Linked DNA regions of Homo sapiens: regions 1 and 3 are each linked to region 2. A link is a contact called in ENCODE Hi-C or POLR2A ChIA-PET data. All regions are on one chromosome and are shown on one strand. Each heading gives the region's core, a stretch centred on a gene start or an enhancer-like site at or near the end of the contact. The rest is flanking DNA. Distances are from core to core; before and after follow the strand shown.

Evidence for each region. A loop is a pair of places that touch in the nucleus more often than their neighbours do. ChIA-PET counts read pairs that join two places held with the same protein, here RNA polymerase II (POLR2A). Pooled maps may share reads with other maps.
Region 1: a loop to region 2 is called in a pooled map, with 4 times the contacts of the local background. The contact joins two enhancer-like sites. A Hi-C loop is called at or near these places in 1 of 168 maps with a recorded cell type or tissue (cardiac septum), 1 of 37 single-sample maps with no recorded cell type and 3 of 50 pooled maps. POLR2A ChIA-PET finds 5 or more read pairs at or near these places in 4 of 52 experiments (OCI-LY7, activated B cell, activated CD4-positive, alpha-beta memory T cell and 1 more).
Region 3: a loop to region 2 is called in a pooled map, with 5 times the contacts of the local background. The contact joins two enhancer-like sites. A Hi-C loop is called at or near these places in 2 of 168 maps with a recorded cell type or tissue (Panc1 and dorsolateral prefrontal cortex), 5 of 37 single-sample maps with no recorded cell type and 5 of 50 pooled maps. POLR2A ChIA-PET finds 5 or more read pairs at or near these places in 3 of 52 experiments (MCF 10A, activated B cell and endothelial cell of umbilical vein).

The regions. Positions count from the first base shown.
Region 1 is chr13:50,892,446-50,895,145 of GRCh38, reverse strand. All of the region lies in intron 1 of RNASEH2B-AS1 (RNASEH2B antisense RNA 1), which reads left to right. Among named protein-coding and RNA genes, the nearest start is that of RNASEH2B, 16 kb to the left of the region's middle. RefSeq lists enhancers at 1,411-1,560, 1,031-1,570. Within about 2 kb of position 1,450, at least 8 of the 41 ENCODE cell types and tissues checked have a DNase peak (open chromatin) inside an H3K27ac peak, as active enhancers do; they include OCI-LY7, where a contact is called at or near this core.
Region 2 is chr13:50,511,284-50,513,983 of GRCh38, reverse strand. The region is part of intron 5 of DLEU1 (deleted in lymphocytic leukemia 1); the gene reads right to left. Among named protein-coding and RNA genes, the nearest start is that of DLEU1-AS1, 15 kb to the left of the region's middle. Within about 2 kb of position 1,268, at least 33 of the 41 ENCODE cell types and tissues checked have a DNase peak (open chromatin) inside an H3K27ac peak, as active enhancers do; they include OCI-LY7, where a contact is called at or near this core.
Region 3 is chr13:50,235,798-50,238,497 of GRCh38, reverse strand. The region is part of intron 2 of DLEU1 (deleted in lymphocytic leukemia 1); the gene reads right to left. LOC124900337 (a long non-coding RNA gene) reads right to left here. Exons shown (of 2, transcript XR_007063796.1): 2 at 1-2,700. Among named protein-coding and RNA genes, the nearest start is that of DLEU2, 110 kb to the right of the region's middle. Within about 2 kb of position 1,422, at least 4 of the 41 ENCODE cell types and tissues checked have a DNase peak (open chromatin) inside an H3K27ac peak, as active enhancers do.

The DNA of each region.
Region 1 (2,700 bases), core at 201-2,700, 380 kb before region 2:
TCAGGGGATGGAAGACTGCCATTGGCTTCACCTAATTAGGTTCTATCACCAGTGATCCAGATATGGTCAGTTTCCTCTGAGGTATTTGGAAAATAGGTAGTTTTCTGAAAATTACTTTGGTTCTCTAAAGTACTAATGAATATTTTGCAGAAAATGAACACCTTCCATGACTCTCACCCACTGGTGTCTGGGCTGGTGGGACAAGAGAGCATCTGCTGTTTGATGAAATAAATTTATGTTGAGGTTATCAGAGCAGGAGGTTGTTGACAAGCACGGGTGTCTATAATGGTCTTGTAAGAGCTGAAAGTGTTACTGGCGGTGAATCTGTATAGGTCTGCAGCAACAATTCTTACCTTCTCAGAAGAAAGAATTTGGCTCAGGGGCATAAGGCAGAGTGAGAGACTGAGGCAAGTTTTAGAGCAGTGGTGAAAGTGTATTAAAAAGCTTTAGAGCAGGAATGAAAGGGAGTAAAGTACACTTGGAAGAGGGCCAAGCAAGCAACTTGGGAGATCAAGTACACAGTTTGACCTTTTGACTTTGAGTTTTATATGCTGACATACTTACAGGGTCTTGGGTCCCCTCTCCCCTGATTCTTCCCTTGGGGTGGGCTGACCACTTGTGTGCTAGTGCTTGGGAGGGGCCGCATGCGCAGTGTGTTTACTGGAGTTGTACACATGCTTACTTGAAGCACTCTTCTCTTACCAGTTGATTGCTCCTAGAAGGTCATATACCAGTCAAACTCTGCCATTTTGCCTCTTAGTGTGCATGCTTGAACCCACTGGCCCAACTCCTGAGATCTTATCCGGAAGCTGCTGATCACCAGTTTCAGGTGTTTTCTATCTATTGGGAGGCTGCCTTTCCCTGGCATCTGGGTTTCTCATTCACTGCTATTGACTTGGGCCGAAATTACATGTTCCATGCAGCTGGAAGGAAGTTGCCTAAGAAAAGCTATCAAACACTTGTGAGGATTGGAGACTACAGCAAATCCACAAGTGATGAACCTGCTGGCTAGTTCAAGAAAATTCAAGAAATATATTTGGACAGACCTCTAGAGATTTGGCTAAAATAAAGAAGAGCAGACACTTAAAAAAGTATTTTTTCTTTGATTTGTGGTATAATTTTAAATCATGAATCTAACCCATTTCTTGATAGGTGGGTTTGAACTACAGAAATTCTAGTTCAACTTTTACCTCTTCTGAAGGCATCATTTTAATGTTAATGCATGTTGATATATGTCTCCTTTCTTTAGCAATAGGACTTCCTTGAGCTGATTAGAGTAGCTGTGCCATCTGCAAAAACTCTACCTTAATGCATCTACTTTAAAACCTTGAAAACCTTAATGCATCTACTTTGCATGTAAACAGGGAGCATGGCTGTGGCCTAACTGAATTTCAATGCCTGTAAGTGTGGTTTCCTGAAAAAGAAAATGAAACCCTGTCTCCATGTCTTCACAGCATGCATACTTTTTTTTTTTTTAAACTGTGCATCTGAGTCACACTGAACAACTCTCTTTCTACTCCAAAGGGGGAAAATAAGTTAAATTTATGTTTCATGCCTGTAAGGCATTTTAAAGTTAATCGGGCCCTTTGGGCCTAATTTAATTTGTGTAAGATTGCTGTTGATGATTAGAATAGCTATTTAAGATTTTTGTTAACAGTCTGTTATGTGGACTTAATGGAAGCACTCCAAAAGCAGTCTGTTCACTTTCCCCTGTCAAATTCAGGTTACAGAGCCTTCACAGATGTGAGTAGACATCAATACGAAAAGGGGATAGAACACAAATTAAAATCAGAAGTGTACTCAAACTGCCAGTGTTGAGCTTTGGTTAAAAACATCTGTCACATAAAAGCAAACACTCAGAGCCGTTACGTCTTGTAACAGTTGTCTTTATTTTTCATATCTTTGGCATTTTCATCATTTCATGTTAGTGCTGTCTTTGGAATTTTTCATACAAGTGATTGCTTTTTTTAACATCACTGATTTCTCTACACAAACATTTGTAAGGCTTTTGTCTCAACACTACAAAGAGAGAGAATATCAAGCAGAGCTGGAATTTGAATGGTCTCGTAGAATCTGAAAAATGCTAAATGACGAGTTAATGGGTGCAGCACACCAGCATGGCACATGTATACATATGTAACTCACCTGCACATTGTGCACATGTACCCTAAAACTTAAAGTATAATAATAATAAAAAAAGATTTTACTTTAAAAAAAAAAAAAAAGAAAAATCGGCTGACCAACGCAGAGCACTTTAGCGAAGTGAATGTATTTGACTCATTCTGGCCAACATTAGATCAAACTCTCCCTTTGATTCCTGCTACAAGGTTATTTTTCATCGTTTCAAAATTTACAGCTACCATTCTTATTTTACAGATGTCAGTGATCATAAGAAGCCCAGGTCTCCCTTCGGTACTATCAAGGAGATTTCAGGATGCTCTTGAGTCACTTTCCTGATATTTGTCATAAATCACATCTATTTTTTTCAGAGTTAAGATTTTATTTCTCTCATTACTTTGTTTCATAGCTTTTACAATTTCATTCCTTTATTCTGTTTTCATTTTCTGTTTTCCAGGCGTTGTATTTCAAAACCATGGCCCTTCTATTTCCTCTTTCTTATTGTTTTTCTCTTCCATGTTCACTTCTGCCTTCCTTAATTTTCTTTCCCTTCCTTTACTCTCATTTCTTTCACAGAGTGAG
Region 2 (2,700 bases), core at 19-2,518:
AAAAAAAATCATTCTGTTTGACTTAGGAGCCTCCTCTTGGTATGATTTGCTTCACCCTAACTGAATTTATTGAGGATTACAGAGGTTGTGCATTGAAGTGTCCCTTCCAAAACCCAAACAAATCTCTCACACAAAGAGGACAACAGTAAAAGAAGCATGCAATTTACCAGGGCAGGCTGCTTACTGTCTTTTTTTTCTGATTTGCTTTACTTGTTTTAGTTTATGTTTTCATAAATCCTGTTTTGTTTAGCAACAGGTGTAACCCAGCTGCACCCACCCTAAAGTTGCTGTCTTTCTATTTCAGACTGTCTCCTGACATGGAATGACTCCAGAAGGCTCAGCCAAGAAAATAATTATGACAAGCTCAGAGAAATCTATAAAATGTTTAAATAGCTAACTAGCATGTTAACTACTGGAGGAAGCAGGTAGAATTAAATGGAAATATTAACTTTGAGATTAAAAAAATAAGAAGACAGAAAGAAAGCAAGCCCCAGGAAAAGTAAGGGAAAGGAGCAGTGAGCCAGGAGCGAGAGGAGGCTGGCCTTGGAAGCAGCGACAGTCTGAAAATATAGGTGCTGTAAAATATTTACTTGTCCTAAGTGCTTTCTCCTCCCCTGCCTGGTTGTGCCAACTCACAACCTCTTGTAAACTCTTCCATTTTTTATGGTTTTCTAGGGGCAGATGCTTATCAGCTGAAAGGTGAACTGCAACTATTTCACAGAAAATAAACTCAGAGTATGTTTATGTGATTGTTACTCTAAGACAGCAAGAAAAAAAAAATGAATTCAGCACACGAGCCATTTTAAAAATCTTGATCCTCGCCAAACCCCAAACCAAATTTGTGTCTTACACTGTTCTCTTCAGCCCCCTTTCACGTTCCTCCCCACAAGAATATAATCATTTGGACAACCCTAAGAGTCGCAAGCTAAGTCACTATTGTCACAGCTTGGCTTGTCTGGCAGTTTGGACACTGCCCAGTGTCCCCTCCAGGGAGCAGAGGAATCCGTGTAAAGATTTTACTTAATCATTATTTTTAACCTTTGGGGGTTGCAGCTAATGATATGAAAAAAGCCTTCAAAACCACACAATATACTGGGGCATAAAAATGGCCTATATTTGAAAATAACTCCAAGTTTAGCTGTTTTGGAATAAAGCAAATGTTTAAAGTAGCCTGAAGTGAAACTTGAATGTTTCAATAGGCCCAGCTGCCTCTGAGGCTGGCGTGGGGCTCGGGGAGGAAGCGGTGGTTTCTCTTTGAAGCCTGGCTGCAACAAGTCCAGGAGCGGCCAAATTGCAGAGAGAAGCTGCCTCCCCAGCCTGCAGGTCCCCCCGAGAGCTGCTGAGACAGAGCCATCATCATCTCACTTCTTTCCTGAAGGCAGAAAAAGAGGAGGAAAACAAGAAACACAAAAGGAGGACTTGGAAGATTTAGGGCTCTGAGTGCAAACGTTTTTGTGGCAATTAAAGTTTAAAGAAACCAAGCTGGCCCGCAGCAGGAGGAACTATGTTGAACACCAAGCAAACTGAGGAGGAGAGAATTGGAGTTTTTATTTTCTGCTTTGATAAAACAAACAAATAAACAGACAGACAAAAAAACTGGGATCCAAGAAACGAAGGAGACAAGATGACCGAGTGGGAACATGTCTCCAATGGGTTGTTTCATTTTTTGTTTCCGGTAATGAACCACCAGCAAATCCGAAGTACCCTACACCCTACATTGTCCCCTCCTTGTCTTCTAAGTGACCTAGTAGCAAGCTTTTTTTTTTTTTTTCCAAATTCTGTGGTCTATAGTGTATGTCAGAAGAGAACCTCCTCCCCCATCCTCTTTTCTCAGCTGAAGACTGGCTCCCTATGTCACTAAGATTACAAAAGAGGAACTTCCAAGCACTCCCATGTCCATAAATACTCACCTTTGTTTGCAAACCTCACATTCTGCTTCCTCTCCTGTCACTCTGTATGAACAGTCCATAACCCTTCGGCCACCCTCCACCTATGCGCTGGAACCCAAATGCACTCACCTACTCCAGGACATCATTTGTCCCCTGTCTCTTCTGCTGCATCATCAACTTCTACTTTTGACTATATTATTCCCACATACAAACATGCTGCAATTCTCCCATTTCAGGGGAAAAAAGTTTCTCTTTACCCCACTTCACCACCAGCTACCATCCCATCTTCTGGTCCCCTTTATGATAAAACTATGAAAAGCATAATTTATATCAGTGCTGTCCAGTAGCCATATAATGTGAGCCACATCTGTCATTTTAATTTTTCTAGTAGCCACATGAAAAAAATTTAAAAAGAAACAAATGAAATTAATTTTAATAATAAATTTTTGGAGTTATTTTCAGATATAGGCCATTTTTATGCCCCAGTTCTGTACAGCCCCAATTTCTCCTCCTTCCATCCTCTTTTGAACCCATGTCTCAGGGTTTTGCCTTCACCACTCAACTGACACTGCTCTTATCAAAGTCTCCAATAATTTGCTCTATCTAGAGGTCAATTCTCAGCCTATCACTTGCTTGACCTGTCACACTGTATTAGTCAATGTTCTCTAAAGGGACAGAACTAATTGGACAGATGAATGTATGAAGGGGAGTTTGTTAGGAGAACTGACTCACATGATCACAAGGTTAAGTCTCACAATAGGCCATCTGCAAGCTAAGAAGCCAGGAAGCCAGTCTGAGTCCCAAAACCTCA
Region 3 (2,700 bases), core at 173-2,672, 280 kb after region 2:
AGTGCACAGATGGTGTTAGAAAGGACTCAGGCCTTGTGTGACCTTCCTGGTCAGTGATTCTTCCTGGCCCAAGTCCAAGAAAGACCTCCACCCATGACCGTGAAGTGAAAACTTATCTAACTCAGATACTACAACTCCAACCATCTCCAGGTGAAAGTAGTCCTTTGGACCAAGAGACTACAACCTTTCTCATATGTGATATTTTGTAAGGTGCCAATAATAGGCTCAGCAATGGGGACCCCAGGTCTGAACACAAAACTGTGAAAGAAATTATTGAACTCTGAGAATGTCACCTAATAGAGAGACTGCTGTGCTCAGAGTATGAGACATGGGTCCTAATCCCAACTGTACCACTGATTTGTTGTGTGACAACAGGTGAGTTTATCTGTCCACACTCCAGTTTCCTCACCCGTAGAAAGGGATACCCACCCTGCCAACTTTACCCATATATTATGAAGACAAGTTAGCAGATGACTTAGTGCTTAGAAAAGTTAAAGCACTTGGAAATGAAACACATTAGTATGCAGTCTCCTTCCCCATCCCCTTTCTACATCTCATTTTGTGTTTCTCTTGCTGAACCTCTCCAAGAAACCCTCTTAAGCAATGAAAGCAAAGCCTTCTCTTTGAGCATCAATTCTGTAATCCTCCAACTGTATTTGGAAGGGAAACAAATTCTCCACCATGTTAAAGGCCTGTTTGTCCTCCTCTTCCCCCTAACAAAAAGAAAAATTGCAATAACTATCACTATTAATATATATATATCACTATGTTTGTCACTATTAAGCATATATCAAGTAAGTGACTTGCATTGTCTCATTTGATCTCCACAAAAACCCTCTTTGATAAGTATGAGTAGCCCCATTTTACCAATGAGGAGACTGAAAATGAGTTTAAATAATATGCCCCATTCAAACATCCTAGGGACTTCCAAATCCCAGTGGTGGAAGAAGGAATCCCTTCATGTCAGAATTTCGGGCACTCTAGCAAGCCTGAAATCATGTTAATAGCAAGTTAGAGAACTTTAGTTGGAGGATTGGAAGGCTTGCTTTTCTGCATTATCCTTCAAACCTCCCCTCAGGGAGCACCTATGAAAATAAATCAGTTCCAGAGTTCTCACCCAAACTGCTTTCAGGTTAGACAGCCAAGGATTCCAGAACAAAAGTATCCAGTGCAATTTAAAAAGGGGAGAGGCACACAACAGGGAAGCATGTCAAAGTGTGCACAAACAAGCTCGCCCTCCACCACCAGGCGTATTTACAAGTGACCACGTAAATTGTGATTTAACGGTCCAGCATGTGGTATAAAATGTCAGCAACTTTCACAGAGAGAGAAGTCTGGTTTTTACACCCACACAGCACTGTACACTTGACTTGAGCGCCCCGAAAATTCCCCTAAGCATTTTTATCATTACGTATCACTCGTATCACTACACAGTTTAGTCAGCCAAACCATATCCTTTTCCAGCTTTAGATAAATTGCCTTCTGACAAACTGCACACAGACAAAATATCACGAAGTCCCCAAGTTGTAATCTCTACCCTGTTTTTCTACAGAGATGAGTAAGATTTTCCTATTTAGTTTTTTTAAGTACATAAGCAGCAGATGCATGTAATATACGAATATTGTCATTAGTGTGTTTACTCGCTTTCTTGAAATATATCTGAGTTTTATCACTACCTTCGCCCAGATTATGCCACTTGCCACAAGAAAATTACTGCACAAAGACATATTGGTTTAAAAAAAGAGGTGGTCATTTGCCTTTTCTGAACTCTCATTATAATGGATAAAGCTTTAGCTGTACTTTTGGGGAAAATGAACATCATCAAAAAGTGTAAGCCTTGTCATTTTTACCAAATGTCATTTTTACCGCTTTGTCATTTTTACCAAACTTACAGTCAACATTTAAACAAATCTTTTAATATACTGTAGAGAAGCGAACTTTATAAACCATTACAAAATGTTTAATCAGAATTCATTTTAGCCAATCTAGTAAGAGGTCAGCTCAGTTTTCTGTGCTGTAACAAAGCTACGTCTATTTTTAAGAGAATACAGTAACTAATACTTTATTCATCCAGCTAATATTAAACTTATGTTCAATAGCTATTAAGAAACATACTTAAGACTACGACTGCAGGTAGAAAAACACACACACAGTTTCTAAATACCCTGTACTTATTAGAGTTGCTAATCCAAAAAAAGTATTTGTCATGTAAATGAATATACACAGCTCTTTGTCAAGCTAACGAAACTTGTGATAAGTAACACACACACACAAACACACACACACTGGCAAAGCTAGCAACCACTGGCCAAGTAAACCAACAATAGAGCTAAGAACAGCAATAGAAATATCCCCGGACACCTAGTACCTAATAGTGCCCAGTGAATGGTAGAAACTCTGTGTTTGTTCACAAATACTAATGGGTTTTAACCTAATAGAAATGTCTTCGGGAGAATTGTAAATATGTTGGACATCAGAAGTAGGTCAGAGGCATCAATGTTGAACATTTTTCACATCACAGTTTTATTGTTTTAATTTCCTACTTGAAATTAATATACTACTTTTTGAAATTAGTGTTACGCCAGATGCTGAGTTTATTTTCACATCTTAAGTGTATGAGTTTTACTTTCAGTTTTTACCTAACGAGACACATGTCTTGATCAATATACATTAGTTCACGCAGTTGTCTACAAAGCCAGG